Linked DNA regions of Homo sapiens: region 1 is linked to region 2. Evidence: read pairs that join two places in POLR2A ChIA-PET (ENCODE). Cell type or tissue: OCI-LY7. All regions are shown on one strand. Each heading gives the region's core, and the rest is flanking DNA. Links, peaks and the distances in the headings are about the cores only.

What was found. Peaks named below come from ENCODE experiments on the same cell type or tissue, not always from the same donor. Only the 100,000 strongest peaks of a DNase experiment are listed, where the experiment ranks them.
Region 1: POLR2A ChIA-PET joins it to region 2 with 9 read pairs; 1 of 35 experiments calls an interaction of 5 or more read pairs at or near these places.

The regions. Positions count from the first base shown.
Region 1 is chr2:54,785,966-54,795,977 of GRCh38, forward strand. The region is part of intron 2 of EML6 (EMAP like 6); the gene reads left to right. Among named protein-coding and RNA genes, the nearest start is that of EML6-AS1, 40 kb to the left of the region's middle. In OCI-LY7, for the core only: no CTCF peak of the experiment used is centred there; DNase peaks (open chromatin) are centred at 2,986 and 3,636; H3K4me3 peaks cover 2,351 bases; H3K27ac peaks cover 2,379 bases.
Region 2 is chr2:54,089,912-54,099,923 of GRCh38, forward strand. It overlaps a transcript of ACYP2 not described here. Among named protein-coding and RNA genes, the nearest start is that of ACYP2, 21 kb to the right of the region's middle. RefSeq lists an enhancer at 4,881-5,576. In OCI-LY7, for the core only: no CTCF peak of the experiment used is centred there; DNase peaks (open chromatin) are centred at 3,230 and 3,660; H3K4me3 peaks cover 1,372 bases; H3K27ac peaks cover 2,222 bases.

The DNA of each region.
Region 1 (10,012 bases), core at 2,692-5,191, 700 kb after region 2:
TGTGCAATTTAGGGCATGGTTATGGCCAGGAGGAAGTGGAGTGGCTACCCAGGGTGTTGGGGTAAAGGAGCTAGAGGTGGAGCGGCCACCCAGGGTGTTGGGGTAAAGGAGCTAGCTGAGAGCACCCATTGTAGGGAGCCTTCTGTTTTTTCTGGTGTAATCAATTTGAGAAGTCCCACCGGGGCAGTAGAGGAGGAGATGGCTGGGCCCTGTGGCTCCTATGCTTATTCCCTGAGTGTCTCTTTTCCCTGGAAGTTTTCTCTCTGCCCTGTCTTCAAGGAGGGTCATTCCCTAGGTCTCTAGTCCCAGCCCTTTTTTGCTACTCTTATCTTAAACACCTTAGGGTAGCAGAAAGTACCCTGGACTGAGGTGTTACAATTCTTGACAGCAAACAATCTAGGTATTTACATAAGCAGAAAGTCACTTATTGAAGGGTATTGGGACATTCACAGGATCTCTAGGAGAGCCAAAGACCACACAACGGAGAACAGTGCTCAGCCACAGTGGGGTCCCCTCCCCTGCTCAAGTGCTGCTACCGCACCCGCTACCTACCCCACCAGTGGGTTGTGGTGAAGGAAGAATCTCCTGTACCCTTTCAGGGGACATAGCGGTATAGGGAGGTGGACAGTTTACACAAGGTAGAACCCACAACACACATTCCTCTCCATTATACTGAGTTTCTGGCAAATATTATAGGACTCCATTGAGTCCAGATTTCAACAAAGAAATGGAGCAAACAATTAGAATAATTCCCAGATGCTCGAGTTTCCATGTTGAATCCAGAGGCTCTGTTAAGACAGCTGGTCTCTAAAGCCCAGGTTAAAGTAATGTTCTCCCCTTTCCTCGGAATTCATTCCCACACAGGTTCCCCAAATATATACTGGACAAGTGAAACTTGTTAAACATATACAAGTTTGTAAGTTTGCAAAATAGTGCCATTCTTTTGGTGTGTAAGCCTTTTTCTCTCGGGCTTGACTCTTTGTTTGACTCCCAGTGCAGTTGAAATCTGCCTCTGATTATGGATCTGGGAAGAGTGGGGCAGGGAGAGGTTAGAACATGAGAAGACTTAGGTTCTTTTTGAAAGATGAGTGCCTCAGGTGTGCCCACTGAGGTCTCCAGGCCAGGCAGGCACTGCCTAAGTAGGTTCAGCAGGGCTTCGGGGAGTTGTGCAGTGTGCGTTGGTGGGAGAGAAAGCGGGTAGGGGGCTGGTTCAGGGGTTGGTAGTTCTCGAAGTGACCAAATGCTCTCATTTTCCCATCAATATCGTTTCATAGAAATACCTGACAAGGCTCCCATGGTCTGAGCCTTGTCAATGAGATGGGTGAGGGTTGGGGGGGGGTCTTTGTGTGAACCCAGATGTCAGTTTTTAATGAGAATTTCAAGTATTTATATTTTAAAAGTAAACCAGAGGAAGATTGAGTTATGAAAAGATTGAATTGTAGTCATACAGACCTAGGTCTGAATCTTGGCTCTGCCACTTACCAGCTGTGTGGCCTGGGCAAGTTCCTTAACCTCCGTGAGCCGCAGTATGTTTGTCTGTAAAGAGAGATAAGTTTGTTTATCCTATTGGATTGTTCTTGAGCATTAAATGAGATAATGTGTAAAGTACCGCATAGTAATTGATCGATAAATAGTAGCTAATGTCACTGAATGATTAATAAATGCTTATGGAACTGAAGCAATCTTTAGCAATAAAGTGGAGCATTTTGCTCATGGGGAACTTGGGAGTCGTGTCTGGAGATGTCTCAGTCTGGGGTACTTCCTTAAGATCTCAAATCAGATTTTATAGGAGGTTTGTTTCACATGTTTAAGGTAGCCTGTGTGTTTAGGTGGAATTTGTTCAAGTGTCCATTGTCATAAATTTGTTTAATATCATTGCTCCTTCTGCATCAATTTTTAGGCCAGACCTAAGTTATTTGAAACCCGGTTGTACACACCCCGTCCCCCGAGGCCTAGTTGAAACTTCCCTCACCTGTGCGGTGGTTTCTGCTGTAGCCTGCCTGTTCCTCATCTCGCAGACCCAAAAACCCAGCACACCCCACAGCTGTTGACCATGATGAAACCTGATGGTCAACATCAGAGTCAGGTAAATTAGACCCCCTCCCTTCGCACGTGTTTTCTTTAAACTAGCCAACCACTGCCCTGTGGAAAGCCTACGGCAGAACACCCGTGGACCTTAATAAAGGCTTAGGTCGCCAGGTTCTCGCTCACTCGCTCGCTAGCTGCCCACTTACTGGTTGAGCACATAGGTTCCAGATGGCTCCCGCTTCCTGTTGGCCTGCAAGGCGGGCTGCCCTCTTCTCTCTGGCATCTGTAAGTAACACCGGCTTCTGTTATTTCATGTGTTTTGTTGTGCCGGCTCCTGTGTCTCACTTGAACCTAACTCCCTTCCTGGTCAGGGCTGGACCCAGGTGAGAGAAGATCTACAAGGGTGGCTGCCACTATAACCGAGTTTTCTGTGAGAGGGGCATCTGGTCATGTGTCCACGCTTAGGATTAGGCGTCCAGCTGGGAAAAGAGGTATTCTGTGAGAAACACTATAAACATCTGGGGCCGCCCCCCGCCCCAGCAGGTCTAGAATCGATAGCTACTCTCCAGAGAGAGACCTCAAGACCAAGTTAGAGGAAAATTGAAGCTTAGCAAAATGATCAAACAAGATTTCGCCAAAATAACTGGTTATTTGGCTGGTTATATTAACTTGTCTAATAGAATGGCTTATCAGTCATTTTATTGGAAATTCCTGTTGTTTTGGTGTGAAACGGTGGTGAACACTAATTGGCTTTTTGAAAAATAGGGCCAAACTCTTCAGAACATATATTTTAGGAATCAAAACATTATTTCTCCTGAAGTTTTTATTGACTTTATTGTTTAAAATACATGTTTCATTTCCATTGGCTAGATGAAAAATGGAAAGTCATTTCTGACTGGTTGGAGTTCCATAGACTTAACGCTGAATCCAATGGTTAGTAACATTGGCTTTCTATTCCCTTCTCCATCCGCCCCACCCCCTTTGCCACTTGCTTACATTTCTTAATAAAATGAGGCAGGTTTGCTATCTTTTTGCTTTTTATTCTTTCTTATATCCATCATCTGTTATCCTTTCTCTTTCATGTGTTCTGTCTCTGCTTAATTCCTTCAGCACTTTGGTTTTATTCCAATAAATAGCTTCTGGAAGATACTTGCGTAAACAAACAAAAACAGCAAAAACAATGAAACATTTAATTTTTAGCAAGTGTTATGGTGACCTTTAGAAAGAATGTGCTTTCCGGCCGGGCGCGGTGGCTCACGCTTGTAATCCCAGCACTTTGGGAGGCCAAGGCGGGCGGATCACGAGGTCAGGAGATCGAGACCATCCTGGCTAACACGGTGAAACCCCGTCTCTACTAAAAATACAAAAAAATTAGCCGGGCGTGATGGCGGGCGCCTGTAGTCCCAGCTACTCGGGAGGCTGAGGCAGGAGAATGGCGTGAACCCGGGAGGCGGAGCTTGCAGTGAGCCGAGATTACGCCACTGCACTCCCGCCTGGGCCACAGAGCGAGACTTCGTCTCAAAAAAAAAAAAAAAAAAAAAAAAAAAAAAAAAAAGAAAAAGAATGTGCTTTCCAAAGTAGACATGGGTGGGACGTAACTGGCCCACCTGATGTTGTCTTCCGTACTTGTATTGGTTTTCTTCTCTTCTTCTGTCATGTGCCAGATACTGTATTGGATGCTTTACAAACTCTACCTTATTTAATTATATCCTCATGATATCCAGAAGGGAGTTAATATTCTCATCTTGCAGATGAGCAAACTAAGGCTCAGACATGGTCCTAATAGGTAGAATAGAAGGAATTTGAATCCAGAGTTAACTCCAGCACACATGCTGCTTTCCTTACCAGGGCTTGCTTCTACCTAAATAGTAAGTACAGGGAGAGCTTTATGACACAGAATATCTACAAATACTGATTGACTTCTCTGGCTCTTGGACCCAAATGAGAATGAGCTTCATGGTATGTGTGTGTGGTGGGGATTCATCTTATTTTTGCAATGCGTATATGTGTTGTATTTTTAAATGATGAAAAATGCACAGGTAACCTGTACAAGAGGGAGATCTAAGAATAGTCAGCATTAAGTAAATATTTGTTCAAAGAATGTCTTCCGATGACATTGCATAATTTCAGTTCATATATCTGAAAACTTAGTAATGACTAGTGATTTTTATAAGAGAGATTGAATAGTGGGCACTTATTTCTAATGAGCCAATTGAAAAGCAAATTAGATAACTTGCTGTGTGTATGGTGACAATTCATCCACTTTCTATTTTCTCTCCCACTGTCTTCCCACATATGTATATATTGTTTTCATTGACATATTAGTGAGTTAACTAGGTTAATTTTTATTGTGCCCAGAAAATACTTAGGTAATTTCAGATTCATTGTGGAGCGGGGAAGCACCCTAACTCTGTGAGCTGTACTCTGAATTGCAGAGTAAGTTTACAACTAGTGGGAAATATAAACATTGACAATATTTGCACTCTTAATCTGTGTGTACAACACCATACTCTATTGTCACCACCCATTTCACGGCTGGAGGGTCCATTCTTGTATCATTCAGATACCAGCATTTGGAAGCCAAGGACCTACATTTTAATAGACTTAGAAGCAAGAAACTGGTTATATTTTTGACGTACTTATCACCAGGCTTTCCCACAGTTGATCATTCACATCCATATTAGTATCAGGACCCTATTGTGTATAGAGGACATTGGTAACTTAATTTTCCTTTTTTTTTTTTTTTTTTTGAGACGGAGTTACGCTCTGTCGCCCAGGCTGGAGTGCAGTGGCGCGATCTTGGCTCACTGCAAGCTCCGCCTCCCAGGTTCACACCATTCTCCTGCCTCAGCCTCCCGAGTAGCTGGGACTACAGGCGCCTGCCACCGCGCCCAGCTAATTTTTTGTATTTTTAGTAGAGACGGGGTTTCACCATGTTAGCCAGGATGGTCTCGATCTCCTGACCTCGTGATCCGCCCGCCTCGGCCTCCCAAAGTGCTGGAATTACAGGCGTGAGCCACCGCGCCCGGCCGGTAACTTAATTTTCAAACTTTGAAGCAAACAGTCACAGGCCTAAGTTATTGCATTATCACCATTCAGCATTTCTTCTGAATAAATATTACAAAAAATATAATAGGTGTGAAGAGAAATTCAGAGAGGTGAGGGAGGACGTGTAGGGTTTTCAGCTTTATTTCCTGCTTCTCCTGAGTTGCACGTGGGAACACAGATGATGCCAGTACATGCCTGATCGGGAAGTGACGGCACAGTTACAGTCCTGCCGGTATGCTCACGCAAGTGGGTCTTTTTCTCATCTCTTTTGAAGATAATTTATTGGGAAGGTGCCTACATTCTGTCCAGTTTGATTTCAACAGTGGTTTGCCAAAATGAGAATGAGTCCGAATTTCTCACTGAAATCTATGTATCTTCAAAATTAAGAAATCCAGCAGTACTACCCCTTCCTCTTGTACCTGTGATACAAGTTTATCCATCATTGTTGGAGTTCACCAGCAATGTAAACCCTGAAGTTGATCAGTTTGTCCCCACTTCTAGTTCCAGTCAGTGGATTCTATAATTAGAAGAAAGAATGGCTGAGGTACTATAATAAAATATTTACCTTAAACAAAGCCACACCGGTATCCCTTTTGTTCTTCTCTCCATGGCTCTGGGTAAACACTATAACTGTGATGTTAGCCTGCAGGCTAGAGCCAAGAGAACTGAAGATTGACAAAAAAAAATGATACTGGAGGTTCAGTAGTGTCCACCCTACCGTTTGCCCTCCGCTTGTGAAGTCCAGCCCTGGATTATACTACAAAGTAGCTGTGCTCTTGGACAAGTCATTTCTCCTCTCTGGCTTTGGTTTTCTTCATATCTGTAAACTGAGAGGGTGGGATGAGATTTTACTTGAGTTTCCTTTTAGTTCTGATTCTATGAAGGAGTAACATGTCTTGTTTGACTCAGAAAATCCTGGCGATCTCTTTCAGGCTTATTGTAGTGTTTATTACAGCAAGCTCTTTAGAAGCTTCCGCATAAGCAGACATCAGAATGCGCCTGGACCTCCCAAAGTCATCTGGTTTTCTTCAGTTTTTTAAAAGTTCAGAAATGTGATTTGTAGAAGGAGTAATAGAAGGGAGTATAAATTACAGTGGGAAATGGGAAAACATTCATCTTAAAGCCATATATTTCTCTGTACCCTTTTGACATGTAATATTTTCTTATTTCTATTGTGTTGGGCAGAATGAAAAATGGGTCTCGATATATTTTGTCCCTTTAATTGTAGCCTAATTTATTAATGCCCCCTGGGCTTCCCCTATATTATTGGTGGCAGTTTCTCTTTTTAGTAAGTCATTATGCAGATCTTTGGGGATGACTGTCAAAATGCTTAATAAAAACTTGATAGCTAAGCTAACTTTTGATTTGGGGCTTTGAATAGGCATCCGATGCCCCTGCAATCTCACTCCTAGATATCTGACCAAGTGGAAAACTTATTTTCACACAAAAGCCTGTCTGTAAATGTTGATAGCGGCTATATTTGTGATTGCCAGACACAAGGGGCACAGGGGAAATTTGGAGGTGATAGAACTGTTGCGTATCTGCATTACTGTGGTGGTTACATGATCACAGATGTTTCAAAACTCACAGAACTGTACACTAAAGGGTGAATTTTCCTGTATGTAATTTATACCTCAATTTAAAAATGTGAAAAAATACTGCTAAAAAAGTTTATTTGAAGTATTTTTTATACCTAATACTATGGGCACTTTGGGATAAAATAGAAATACGCTATAGAAATACGACATTGTTCACAAGGGCCTTTTAAGGAGATTGAAATTTAGGATTTCTAAAAAGATGTTATGAGGACATACGGATTATTGGAAGTAGTAGTTACTTCTGTCAGACAACAGAGGAGTTATAAAAAGCAAAAAAAAGAAATGATTTTTAAAGTTATAGCATCTGAGCTTTTTCTTAAAGTTGGTTTAAAGTTTTTGATCTTTAGGCTTGGTGGAGTGGCTCTCAACTATAATCTCAGCACTTTAGGAGGCTGAGGCAGGCAGATTGCATGAGGCCAGGAGTTTGAGACCAGTCTCGTCAACATCGTGTAACTCCATCTCTACAAAATTACAAAAATTAGCTGGGTGTAGTGGTGCATGCCTGTAATCTCAGCTACTAGGGAGGCTGAGGCAGGAGAATTGCTTGAACTCAGTAGGTAGAGGCTGCAGTGAGCCAAATTTGCACCACTGCATTCCAGCCTGGGCAACAGAGCAAGACTGTCACAAAATAAAATTTTTGATCTTTCAGCGTTTGCAGGGCAGTAGAGGGGAGGAGAACCAAGTCATAAAACACGGATCAACTTTATTTTCCTGAAGAAGTATAAGGTAAATATGTATGAGTAGGCTTTTTTTTTTTTTTTTTTGGGTCCCAGCATATCGTAACTACTTTTGACAATCCCTGTTTCTAATAAAATGTATGCAAGCATATCTTTGTATATTTAATTTTTTCTGTGCAATTCAAGGAAGGCAAATGGTTACTATGAACACTAAATCCTGTCGAACTTCCTCACACGCCCGCAACATAGGCAATTGTTTCAAAGGCTGTGGAAGAGACTGCCAGTTGCCTACCAAATATCTATTCTTCCCTTCCTTAGCAACAGTACCCCAGTTCTTTTCAGGAAAGCAATGTCCCTGTAGGAAACATTGGCCAGTTTTCCTTTGAGCCAGATGTGGCTGGTGACTACATAAGTGTTGTGGACTTCCAGGAAGCGGGGCTGGTTTGGTGAGTAGGGGCAGCAGTGGCAGAACTTCCCCAACTCCCACCTCCTGGTGCCTGGAATGCAGCTGTGATGGCTGGAACTCCCTGGAACTCCAGCCTAGGTCTTTTCTCTTCCTTCCCCTAGCCCCTCAATAGCCTACTAGGAGACAGTTCTCCTTCTCAAAGAGAAAGTGTCTACTTGACAGTTGATGGAACAGTTGTTACTGGTTTCCCTGAAATAGCTCTTCGGTCAATTCCCTTGCCTCACCTCATCTAATAAACATGAAAACTGACCCTTAATAAGCATTTTCCACTTTGCTGGCAGTGTACTAAGTATATTCCATATATTATCTCAAATAAATCTTATCCCAGTGAAGTAAGTTGTGTTATTATCCCCATTTCGGACAAATATAAAGGCTAAGATAGATTAGGCAGCTGGCCCTGCTGCTTGGTCATGCAGCAGGGGAGCTGGGATTTCAGCAGAGGCCTGTTGGCTTCTGGACTGTGCCATTACACTCAGCTGCCTATTCATCTTTACTCAAGTCCCTGTTAATGTAGGTCACTCAGAGGCATTAAAACACCAATTCATGGATTTCTATCGCCCTTTTCTCTGTTCTTATTATTGATATTATACAAATTTTTCTTAGCAAAATTCTTAATTTGACCCCTTGCTGACCATGTGATTTGATTACTAAAACGTTAGTTCTCAGTCCTCTTCCCTGGCAGAAACATCTGAGGGAGTAGGGACAGGACGGGGAAGGGTCAACTCAGTTCCCTTAATTCAGATACTTTCAGCACCCCTCTGGCTTCTGTAAACTGGCTCGTCCTGATGCCCCCTAAAGGATCCTGTCTGCCTAATGTTTTTTCTAGGAAAACTTATCTTACCAATGGCCCTTGCATAATGCCCCTTTTTCCTTTCAGTGGAGTAAAGGCTGGGCCACCTGTAAATGGTTAGTGCACTCAGGGATTAACTTTAATAGTAAAAAGGTCCTAAGCATTCTTAAACAAGTGTTCAGCTTACAAAAATTGTACGACATTACGCTTACGTGACAAGTGTAATACAGTTGTTTGGTTTAGTAAATGCCTAAAGGAGGGTCATTGGAGATGAATTTGTAGCTTCAGTAGGTTCTGGTACCAAGACCAGCCCTCATCTGTATGATGGCAACTGAAGACTTTCAGGATATTGATTACCTTAAGAAGGAATCATTTGTTAATTCACTGACCACACTAGGTCCCACCGACCCAGCCTTCTTGAAACTCCTTTACCTCAGAATTTTACCACGCCATTCTTACATAGTACTATTTATTCGTGTTTTTTTGTTTGTTTGTTTTTCTAGATTGGTTTTGCTTTAACTTGGTCTTAAGCTTCTGGAGGATATAAAATGAGTATAGTGAGTTTGTTTTCACACTACTATAAAGAACTACCTGAGACTGGGTAATTTTTAAAGAAAATAGGTTTAATTGACTCACACTTCAGCATGGGTGGGGAGGCCTCAGAAAACTTAGAATCATGGCAGAAGGTAAAGGGGAAGCAGGGCATGTCTCACATGTGGCAGGAGAGAGAGCATGTGTGAATGAGGTGGGGAGGTGCCACACTTGAAAACCATCAGATCTTGTGAGAAATCACTATCACGAGAACACAAGGGAAATCTGCCCCCATTATCCAGTTACCCCCCACCAGGCCCCTCCTCTGGCGTATGGGGATTACAATTGGAGATGAGACTTGGGAACACAGAGCCAATATCAGTGAGTCTCATCAAATACACGTGTGGGGGAGGAAAAGGGAAGAGGGGAAGGAGGAGGATAGGGACCAATTTAAAAAGCATGGTGTAGCATCCTGCCACTGCCAGCAAGGAGCATATGCCCCCAGGGAATGTCTGGGTCTGGCGTCCTCAGTGGGCCTCAGTACTGTACAGTCATGTACATATGCCACATGCACTGCGCTGCCCCGATGGTGCTCTAAGGAACTGACTATAAGCAAACTTTAGTATCTAGCCCCTAGCATAATATGTGATTTCCCCCGAATTCAATACTTAATACTTGAGTGAGCCTGATTCCCAGGTGAAAACGCTGATGAATGCAGAGGCATAGATTAGGGTATTAGGCAGCTACATCTTAAGAATTTAAGAACAGTGGTACTCATTCAGCTTAAAAAGCTGCTTCTGTGGAATTTGCATGATTTCTCTTTCATGGACATACTCACTGGTGGGCTACAACTGTTGGCATTAAAAATCCAGCA
Region 2 (10,012 bases), core at 2,648-5,147:
GAGGCAGGCAGATCGCTTGAGGTCAGGAGTTCGAGGCCAGCCTGGCTAAGATGGTGAAACCTCGTCTCTACTAAAAATACCAAAATTAGCAGGGCATGGTGGCGGGCACCTGTAATCCCAGTACTCAGGAGGCTGAGTCAGGTGAATCTCTTAAACCCAGGAGATGCAGGTTACAATGAGCCAAGATCACACCACTGCACTCCAGCCTGAGCGACAGAATGATACTCCGTCTCAAAAAAAAAAAAAAGTTTGCCCATGTGTTCTTCACTGTCTAATAACTTTGATGATGAGAAAATGTTGGGAATCCTCTTCTTGGCATTCAAGCCTATCACATTCTGCTCTCACCCTGCCTTGCCCCTTTATCTCCTGCTTTTCTACTGCATGAACCTCTTTTGCCATGAAACTGGGCTACTTGGCATCCTCAAAAAAGTGTTTTCGGCCAGGTGCAGTGGCTCATGCCTGTAATCCCAGCACTTTGGGAGGCCGAGGTGGGCAGATCACGAGGTAAGGAGTTTGAGACCAGCCTGGCCAATGTTGTGAACCCCCGTTTCTACTAAAAAAATACAAAAATTAGCTGGGCGGGGTGGCGTGCGCCTGGATTCCCAGCTACTCAGGAGGCTGAGGCAGGAGAACTGCTTGAAACCGGGAGGTGGAGTTTGCAGTGAGCCAAGATTGCACCACTGCGCTCCAGTCTGGGCAACAGAGTGAGACTCCGTCTCAAAACAAAACAAAATGAAACGGTGTTTCCTCCCTTCCTGCCTTTGCCAATCCTGCCTAGAGTACTCTAGGATTCTCTTACGCCTGGACCGCTCTTCCTCTTTCTCTTTGCCTTTTGCCCTATTTTCCTTTGCAGCTTATCAAATCCCTCAACTCTGTTCCCCTCCTCTGTATCATTGTCCTGGGCCACTCCATGCACGGGACTTCTTCCTCTGACTCTTGAGATCTGTTAGGCAGCACTTGCATAGACTTGTTCCTGTTTTCCATGTATTTGGATGATTTTACCATCTACATGTTGGTGCTTTGAGGGTAGGAATTCTACACTAGACATCTTTGTTTCCATGATGTTGCCTTGGACACAATGAACGCTGACATAATTGTTGATTGATTTAAAATACATTTTTCTATTTTTAAAATAGGCAGAGAAGAAACTCTACTAATGTTTCTCAACACCTACAAGAGCCTGCCTGTAATGATTAAAAGGACAAAAGGGGTTATTTTATGTCTTAACTCAACATTTCAAAGCAGCTCAAAGGAGTATTTATCAAATGAAAAGAAGCAATCTCTGAATATTGATTTAGTACATCTAAACTATAACTAAGTTGGAGGACAGGGGAAAGCATGTGTATATTGGGGTGGGGAACACAGGAAGAAAGCTAAATCCTCATTTTCCAAAATAGTAGGAAATCAATATATACTTTCTAACATGGAAAAAAGATGAGAAAAAATGTTGCAGCATAAGCATTTTATATCCATGAAGGTAAATAACAAAAGGGCTATTTTTTTCTTTAATGGCCTCTGCAGATGCCCTTATCTCTTTTCTCTTCAAGTCCCTCTTAGAGCACATCTCACTCTCTTGATTTTATTTATTTATTTATTTATTTATTTATTTATTTATTTATTGAGACAGAGTCTCACTCTGTCACCCAGGCTGGAGTGGTGGCACGATCTCGGCTCACTGCAACCTCCATCTCCTGGGTTCAAACAATTTTTCTGCATCAGCCTCCTGAGTAGCTAGGACTACAGTTGTGTGCCACCATGCCCGGCTAATTTGTGTGTTTTTGGTAGAGATGCGGTTTTGCCATGTTGGTCGGGCTGGTCTCGAACTCCTGATGTCAAGTGATCCACCCGTCTCGGCCTCCCAAAGTGCGGGGATTACAAGCGTCAGCCACTAACCCCAGCCAACTCTCTTGATTTTAAATGTCGCTCTAGATAGAGACATTTCTAGTTCCAGGTCTCTTTGTTTCTCATTTTTATACCTCAGAGATGCTGGTGGGAGGAGTACGAGCAAGACTGGAGAAAGAAAGTGTTTGTAATAGTCCGTGTGAGAAAGGAGGGGTGCCCAGACAAGGGCAGCAACTGTGGGGAAAGAGAGTGAGGCTGATTTAAAAGCCATTTAGGAGGGAGACTTTACAGAGCTATAAGGCAGCTATAGAGGGTGAGGGAGTTGGAGGACCCAAAGATGAACCAGGTTTCCAGCAGAGGTACTGGATGGTTGAAGAAGAAAGAGCAGTTTAAGGAAGGGAAAAAAATGTCAGTTCAGTTTTGAAGATGTTGAATTTGCAGTGCTGGGGAACAATGGAATAGAGCTGTCTTATAGGCACTTTCATTTACAAGTGGGTTATGAAAGAGGGAAGAATAGGGACAGGAACCACATTTCAGCAGGAAAAATGGATCCTGATAATCAGGAGAAGTTGGGATTTCTGCTTCATGGTGGGACAGAGAAGAATATATTTGACACTCCGCTGATCCGTAGGAGCAGCTCTTCTTTCTCTCCTGCCCAGTTGTGATGGTAAGTGAACAATGTAGCCAACCTATGTTATCCTATAATCAGCCTTGGAACAGGGTTGGGTGACAAAGGGCTAAGATTTATCAGGGATGAGGAATGGAATCATCCACCAGTTAAGCCATCTAGAGCAGCATAGGTGCTAGGTGAGGGTGAGGGGAATCTAGAATTGGTAGTGGAAGAGGGAAATGGAGTGTCTCAGAAGTGGCTTTGAGAGCAGCTACAGAGGGAAAGACTGTAACTTGGCCCCCTGACATTCTAGTAAGGTTCTCCTAATGGAACCAACCAGAAATCCAGGGTAGCTAATTTCAAATGGGGTGAACTTACTATAGAAGCAGGTGGGTTCCAGTGACATAGAGGGTGTACAGTGATGCATGCCATGGTGCTCTGCTCAGATCCCCACTTTAGGACCATGATGTTCATTCTCTGGCTGCCAGAAGTACTGGCTGCTTGACAACCTACCTTGAGTTCTTTTAGAATTGTCCTCAGCCAAAGAGAGTTGGCTTTCTAAGTTTATGTGCCCCAGGCTGCATCCAACGACCCATTGATGGTGGGGTACAATCGTTCAGAGTAGACAACTCTGAAGTGAGCTCTGAGCTCCCACTGGTTGGGCTGAGGCTTCTATTGTCGACTGCACAGCAGGTAAACTCCTCCTGCAGCTCAATTCTGCTGCCTTCACTGCTCCAGAGTTGTGTGCCTCCTACATGTAAGTCTCTGCCTGAGAGTCAGTTTCCCAGGGAACCTAACCTAAGACATTAGGGCAATGCAAATGAGCTAAGTCCTCCCCCTTCACAGGAGGAAGTCAGCAGATAATATCTAAGGGTGATAAAAATCAATATGTAAAGGTGTAAGCATATTCTCTAGAGTTACACAGACAACTGCCGGAAGAACTAAAAGTAGAAATATTGAAAAGAATATTGTCTCTGCAAAATGTGACTGCAGATTGATTAGGTGGGAGATTTGCTTTTCCTTCTAAGATTTTCTCAACTACCGAAATTAATATCGTATGCAAATAGTACTTTGACTCAAATCTAATTTTAACATTAAAACAAGACTTTTGGAAACAACTAATGATAAAGAGGTAGTGAGTGAGGCAGAGAGAAGTAATAATGTTTGATTCAGAGGATGTGGCCTAGAATTCAGGTGCTGTTTCTGTGTCTGGGTACAGGTCACTTCCTCTTTTAGAGACTTAGTTTTCTCATCTGTCAAGTGGGAATAACAATGATATTAAATAAAAACCACTTGGCCGGGCGTGGTGGCTCACGCCTGTAATTCCAGCACTTCGGGAGGCCGAGGCGGGTGGATCACGAGGTCAGGAGATCAAGACCATCCTGGCTAACACGGTGAAAACCCGTCTCTACTAAAAATACAAAAAATTAGCCGGGCGTGGTCGTGGGCGCCTGTAGTCCCAGCTACTCCGGAGGCTGAGGCAGGAGAATGACATGAACCTGGGAGGCAGAGCTTGCAGTGAGCTGAGATCATGCCAGTGCACTCCAGCCTGGGTGACAGAACGAGACTCTGTCTCAAAAAACAAACAAACAAACAAACAAACAAACAAACCCACTCAGTATCATTGTGAAGTGTAAATAAAATAATGAAAAGTAAAATGCTTAGTAAAGCTATGAAGAGCTGTCCTACTTAGGAGAATGAAGTACATGTTAGAGATACTGGCAATGTACAAAAACTACAAAAAAGTGGTTAATTCTGGCTGTGGATGAAAAAGGCCTCATGAAGGCAGGATCACTCATGGTTGGCTTGCAAAAGAAAGGAAGATTTTGGTAGGCAGAGAAGAAGACATGGTGGGGAGAAAAAAAATTTTTTTTTTTTTTTTGAGACAGAGTCTTACTCTGTTGCCCAGGCTGGAGTGCAGTGGTGCCATCTCGGCTCACTGCAAACTTCGCCTCCCAGGTTCAAGCAATTCTCCTGCCTCAGCCTACCAAATAGCTTGGATTAGAGGCATGTGCCACCATGCCTAGCTAATTTTTTTGTATTTTTAGTAGAGACGGGGTTTCACATGTTTGCCAGGCTGGTCTCGAACTCCTGACCTCAGGTGATCTACCCACCTCGGCCTCCCAAAGTGCTGGGATTACAGGTGTGAGCCACCATGCCCGGCCCAGTTGTGTGTGTGTGTGTGTGTGTTTGAGACATTGTCTTGCTCTATCGCCCAGGCTGGAAGGCAGTGGCACCATCTCGGCTCACTGCAGCCTCTTCCTCCTGTGCTCAACCAATCCTCCCACCTCAGCCTCCCAAGTAGCCAGGACTACAGGCATGTGCCACCACGCCCAGCTAATTTTTGTATTTTTTGTGGAGATGGTGTTTCACCACGTTGGCCTGACTGGTCTCAAACTTCTGGCCTCAAGTGATCCGCCCACCTCAGTCTCCCAAAATGCTGGGATTACAGGTGTGAGCCACCATGGCCAGGCAAAATATTTTATTGTATTTTATTATTATTTTTTAATCTGTTTTTTTTTAAACTTCCTTTTTTTTTTTAATTGATCATTCTTGGGTGTTTCTCACAGAGGGGGATTTGGCAGGGTCATAGGACAATAGTGGAGGGAAGGTCAGCAGATAAACAAGTGAACAAAGGTCTCTGGTTTTCCTAGGCAGAGGACCCTGCGGCCTTCCGCGGTGTTTGTGTCCCTGGGTACTTGAGATTAGGGAGTGGTGATGACTCTTAACGAGCATGCTGCCTTCAAGCATCTGTTTAACAAAGCACATCTTGCACCGCCCTTAATCCATTTAACCCTGAGTGGACACAGCACATGTTTCAGAGAGCACAGGGTTGGGGGTAAGGTCACAGATCAACAGGATCCCAAGGCAAAATAATTTTTCTTAGTACAGAACAAAACGAAGTCTCCCATGTCTACTTCTTTCTACACAGACACGGCAACCATCCGATTTCTCAATCTTTTCCCCACCTTTCCCCCACTTCTATTCCACCAAACCGCCATTGTCATCCTGGCCCGTTCTCAAGGAGCTGTTGGACACACCTCCCAGACGGGGTGGTGGCCGGGCAGAGGGGCTCCTCACTTCCCAGTAGGGGCGGCCGGGCAGAGGCGCCCCTCACCTCCCGGACGGGGCGGCTGGCTGGGCGGGGGGCTGACCCCCCCACCTCCCTCCCGGACGGGGCAGCTGGCTGGGCGGGGGGCTGACCCCACCACCTCCCTCCCGGACGGGGCGGCTGGCCGAGTGGGGGGCTGACCCCCCCACCTCCCTCCCAGATGGGGCGGCTGGCCGCGCGGGGGGCTGACCCCCCCACCTCCCTCCTGGACGGGGCGGCTGGCCGGGCAGAGGGGCTCCTCACTTCCCAGTAGGGGCGGCCGGGCAGAGGCGCCCCTCACCTCCCGGACGGGGCGGCTGGCCGGGCAGGGGGTTGACCCTCCCACCTCCCTCCCGGACGGGGCGGCTGGCCGGGCAGAGGGGCTCCTCACTTCCCAGTAGGGGCGGCCGGGCAGAGGTGCCCCTCACCTCCGGACGGGGCGGCTGGCCGGGCGGGGGGCTGGCCCCCACCTCCTCCCGGATGGGGCGGCTGGCCGGGCGGGGCTGACCCCCCCACCTCCTCCGGATGGGGCGGCTGGCCGGGCGGGGGCTGACCCCCCCACCTCCCTCCCGGACGGGGCGGCTGGCCGGGCGGGGGGCTGACCCCCACCTCCCTCCCGGACGGGGTGGCTGCGGGGCGGAGACGCTCCTCACTTCCCAGACGGGGTGGCTGCTGGGCGGAGGGGCTCCTCACTTCTCGGACGGGGCGGCTGCCGGGTGGAGGGGCTCCTCACTTCTCAGACGGGGCGGCCGGGCAGAGACGCTCCTCACCTCCCAGACGGGGCGGCGGAGCAGAGGCGCTCCCCACATCTCAGACGATGGGTGGCCGGGCAGAGACGCTCCTCACTTCCTAGATGGGATGGCGGCCGGGCAGAGACGCTCCTCACTTTCCAGACTGGGCAGCCAGGCAGAGGGGCTCCTCACGTCCCAGACGATGGATGGCCAGGCAGAGATGCTCCTCACTTCCCAGACGGGGTGGCGGCCTGGCAGAGGCTGTACTCTCGGCACTTTGGGAGGCCAAGGCAGGCGGCTGGGAGGTGGAGGTTGTAGCGAGCCAAGATCACGCCACTGCACTCCAGCCTGGGCACCACTGAGCACTGAGTGAACCAGACTCCATCTGCAATCCCGGCACCTCGGGAGGCCGAGGCTGGCGGATCCCTCGCGGTTAGGAGCTGGAGACCAGCCCGGCCAACACAGCGAAACCCCGTCTCCACCAAAAAAATACGAAAACCAGTCAGGTGTGGCGGCGCGCGCCTGCAATCACAGGCACTCGGCAGGCTGAGGCAGGAGAATCAGGCAGGGAGGTTGCAGTGAGCTGAGATGGCAGCAGTACAGTCCAGCCTTGGCTCGGCATCAGAGGGAGACCGTGGAAAGAGAGGGAGAGGGAGACCGTGGGGAGAGGGAGAGGGGGAGGGGGAGCTAATCTGTTTTTTAAAAATAGAGACGGGGTCTTGCTATGTTGGCCAGGTTGGTCTTGAACTCTTGACCTCAAGCAATCCTCTTGCCTCAGCCTCTCAAAGTGCTAGCCTTACAGGCATGAGCCCCCACATCCAGCCTGAAATATTTTATTTTAAAGGAATCTTTTTCAATTATTTTTAGCAAAGTAATCCATGAACATAATTAAAAAGCAATAATTCAAAAGGGTTTATAATATCTTTCACCTCCTCCGAGTCTCTGTTCCAAGGTTACCTTTTTCAATGAGCTCTTCCCTGCACTTGCTATTTAAAACTACAGCTCTGGCCCCACTCCTGGTCCTTCTTAACCCACTTATTTCCTCACAGCACTTACCCACTTCTACATATTATAACTTACTATGTCTATGGTTTGTTGTCTCTTTCCCCTGATGGGAATGTGAGCTCCATGAGGACAGGGACTTTGATCTGTTCTCTTCATTTCCCTAAAGTGTCTACACAGTGTCTCATGCATTGCAGGACTCAGTAAGTATTCATTGAATAAATGAAAACTATGAAAAGCTTGCCAGCACCACTGTTCCCCAAATCCTATCCCATTCCTCAGAGGCACCTGGTTACAAAAAATGACAATAACAACACAACAACAGTGTATTATTTTGGATTTTTTAAATCTAATTTTTGTTCTCACACTGTTATAATATTTTGGAAATTTTCAAGCATACATGAAAGGAGGGAAAGGTATGGTGAACCCTAGGAATCTATTACACAGCTTCCACAATTTGCAACATTTGGCCAGCCTTGTTTCTCTGTCCCTCTTTATTCTCGGGGGAGGAAGGGGTGGTTTTGGAGCATTTTAAAGCAAATCTGAGACGTCATGTTATTTTAGCTAGAAATGCTTCCCTGTATCTATAACTGCAAAAGATATTTTTAACTCTAACCACCATGCTATTATTATACCTAATGAATTAACAATTTCTTTTATTTTCTTCTTTCTTTCTTTCTCTTTCTCTCTCTCTCTCTCCCCTCCCTCCCTCCTTCCTTCCTTTCTTTCTTCTTTCTTCCTCCCCCTCCTTCCCTTGTTTCTTTCTCTCCTTCCTTCCTTTTTTTTTTTTTTTGAGGTGGAGTCTCCCTCTGTCACCCAGGCTGGAGTGCAGTGGTGTGATCTTAGCTCACTGCAATCTCCACTTCCCAGGTTCAAGCAATTCTCCTGCCTCAGCCTCCCCAGTAGCTGGTATTATAGGCACGTGCTATCATGACTGGCTAATTTTTTAAAAATTATTTTTAGTAGAGTCAGGGTTTTGCCATGTTGGCCAGGCTGGTCTTGAGCTCCTGACCTTAGGAGATCCACCTGCCTCAGCCTCCCAAAGTGCTGAGATTATAGGCATGAGCCACTGCACCTGGCCACAATTTCTTAACATCATCTTATATCCAGTTCATTATTAAATTTTTCTGATTGTCTCAAAGTTCTAACAAAGGATCCCCCAATGAAGGGCCCACGTTGAATTTGATTGTTTCATTGTCTCCTGAATGTCCTTTTTTCTATAACTCATTTCCTCTCCCTGCCATTGATTCATTAGAGAAACGAGGGCAGTTGTCCCATGGAATGTCCTATATTCTGGATTTGACTGATTGCTTTCTCATAGTGTCCTTTAACTTGTTCTCCCGAGGCAACTTCTTTGAACAGTTTCTGCTTTTAGTTCTTTTTGTGATTAGCTTGATATCTCCAAATATGTTGTTACTTGATTTAGATACCAAGATGGATGCAAATTTAGCTTGCTTGTCCTGCCTCCCTTCTCCCAACATAATTTGGTCACTAACCTCTGCTACTGTGCTGGTCCTCTCTGATTTCAGACAATGTCCCTTTTTTTTTTTTTTTTTCTAAAGACAGGGTCTCACTCTGTCACCAGGCTGGAGTGCAGTGATGTGATCATAGCTCACTGCAGCCTCAATCTCCCAGGCTCAAGTGATTCTTCTGCCTCAGCCTTCTGAGTAGCTGGAACTACAGGCATGCACCAATACACTAGGTTAATTTTTAAAATTTTTGTAGAGATGAGGTCTTGCTATGTTGCCCAGGCTTGGTCTCAAACTCCTGAGCTCAACAGATCTTCCTGTCTCAGCCTCCCAAAGCACTGGGATTACAGGTATGAGCCACTGTGCCCAGCTGATTGCAGACAATATCTTAGAACCTCTATTTGGTGTTCCATCAACCAAGAGTTGAGGATGTTTGTGCTTGGATGGTTCCCTTCACCTGCTGTTCCTTTTTTCTTTTTAACTGTTTCTTGTTTATTTTTTAATTGGCAAATAAAAATTGTATACATTTATGGTGTACAAATATGTTTTGAAATATGTATATGTTGCAGAATGGCCAAATCAAGCTAATTAACGTATGCATTACCTCAAATACTTACTTTTGTGTGGTGAGAACACTTCGAATCTACTCTCTTAGCAATTTTCCAAGTATACAACATGTTGTTATTAACTATAGTCACCATGCTATACCGTAGATCTTTTGAACTCATTTCTTCTGTCTAGCTAAAATTTCTTGTCCTTTGACCAGCGTCTCCCCAGTCTCCACTCCCACCCCCAGACCCTGGTCCCCACCATTCTACTCTCTGCTTCTATGAGATCAGTGTTTTTAGATTCCACATATGGGTGAGATCATGCGATATTTGTCTTTCTGTGCCTGGCTTATTTTGTGCAACACGATGTCCTCAGATTCATCCATGTTGTCACGAATCACAGGATTTCCTTCTTTGTTAACACTGTTCCATTATGTTTATAAAGCAATTTTTTTTTTATCCATTCATCCACTGATGGACACTCAGGTCCATATCTTTTATTTATTTTTTTTAGCTCCATATCTTGACTACTGTGAAAATGTTGCAGTGAACTTGGGAATGCAGATATCTCTTCAACATACTGATTTTATATCCTTAGGATACGTATCCAGGAATTGCTGGATAATGTGGCAGTTCTATTTTTAATTGCTTGAGAAACCTACATACAGTTTTCCATAATGGTTATACTAATGTACACTCCCACCAACAATGCGCAATGT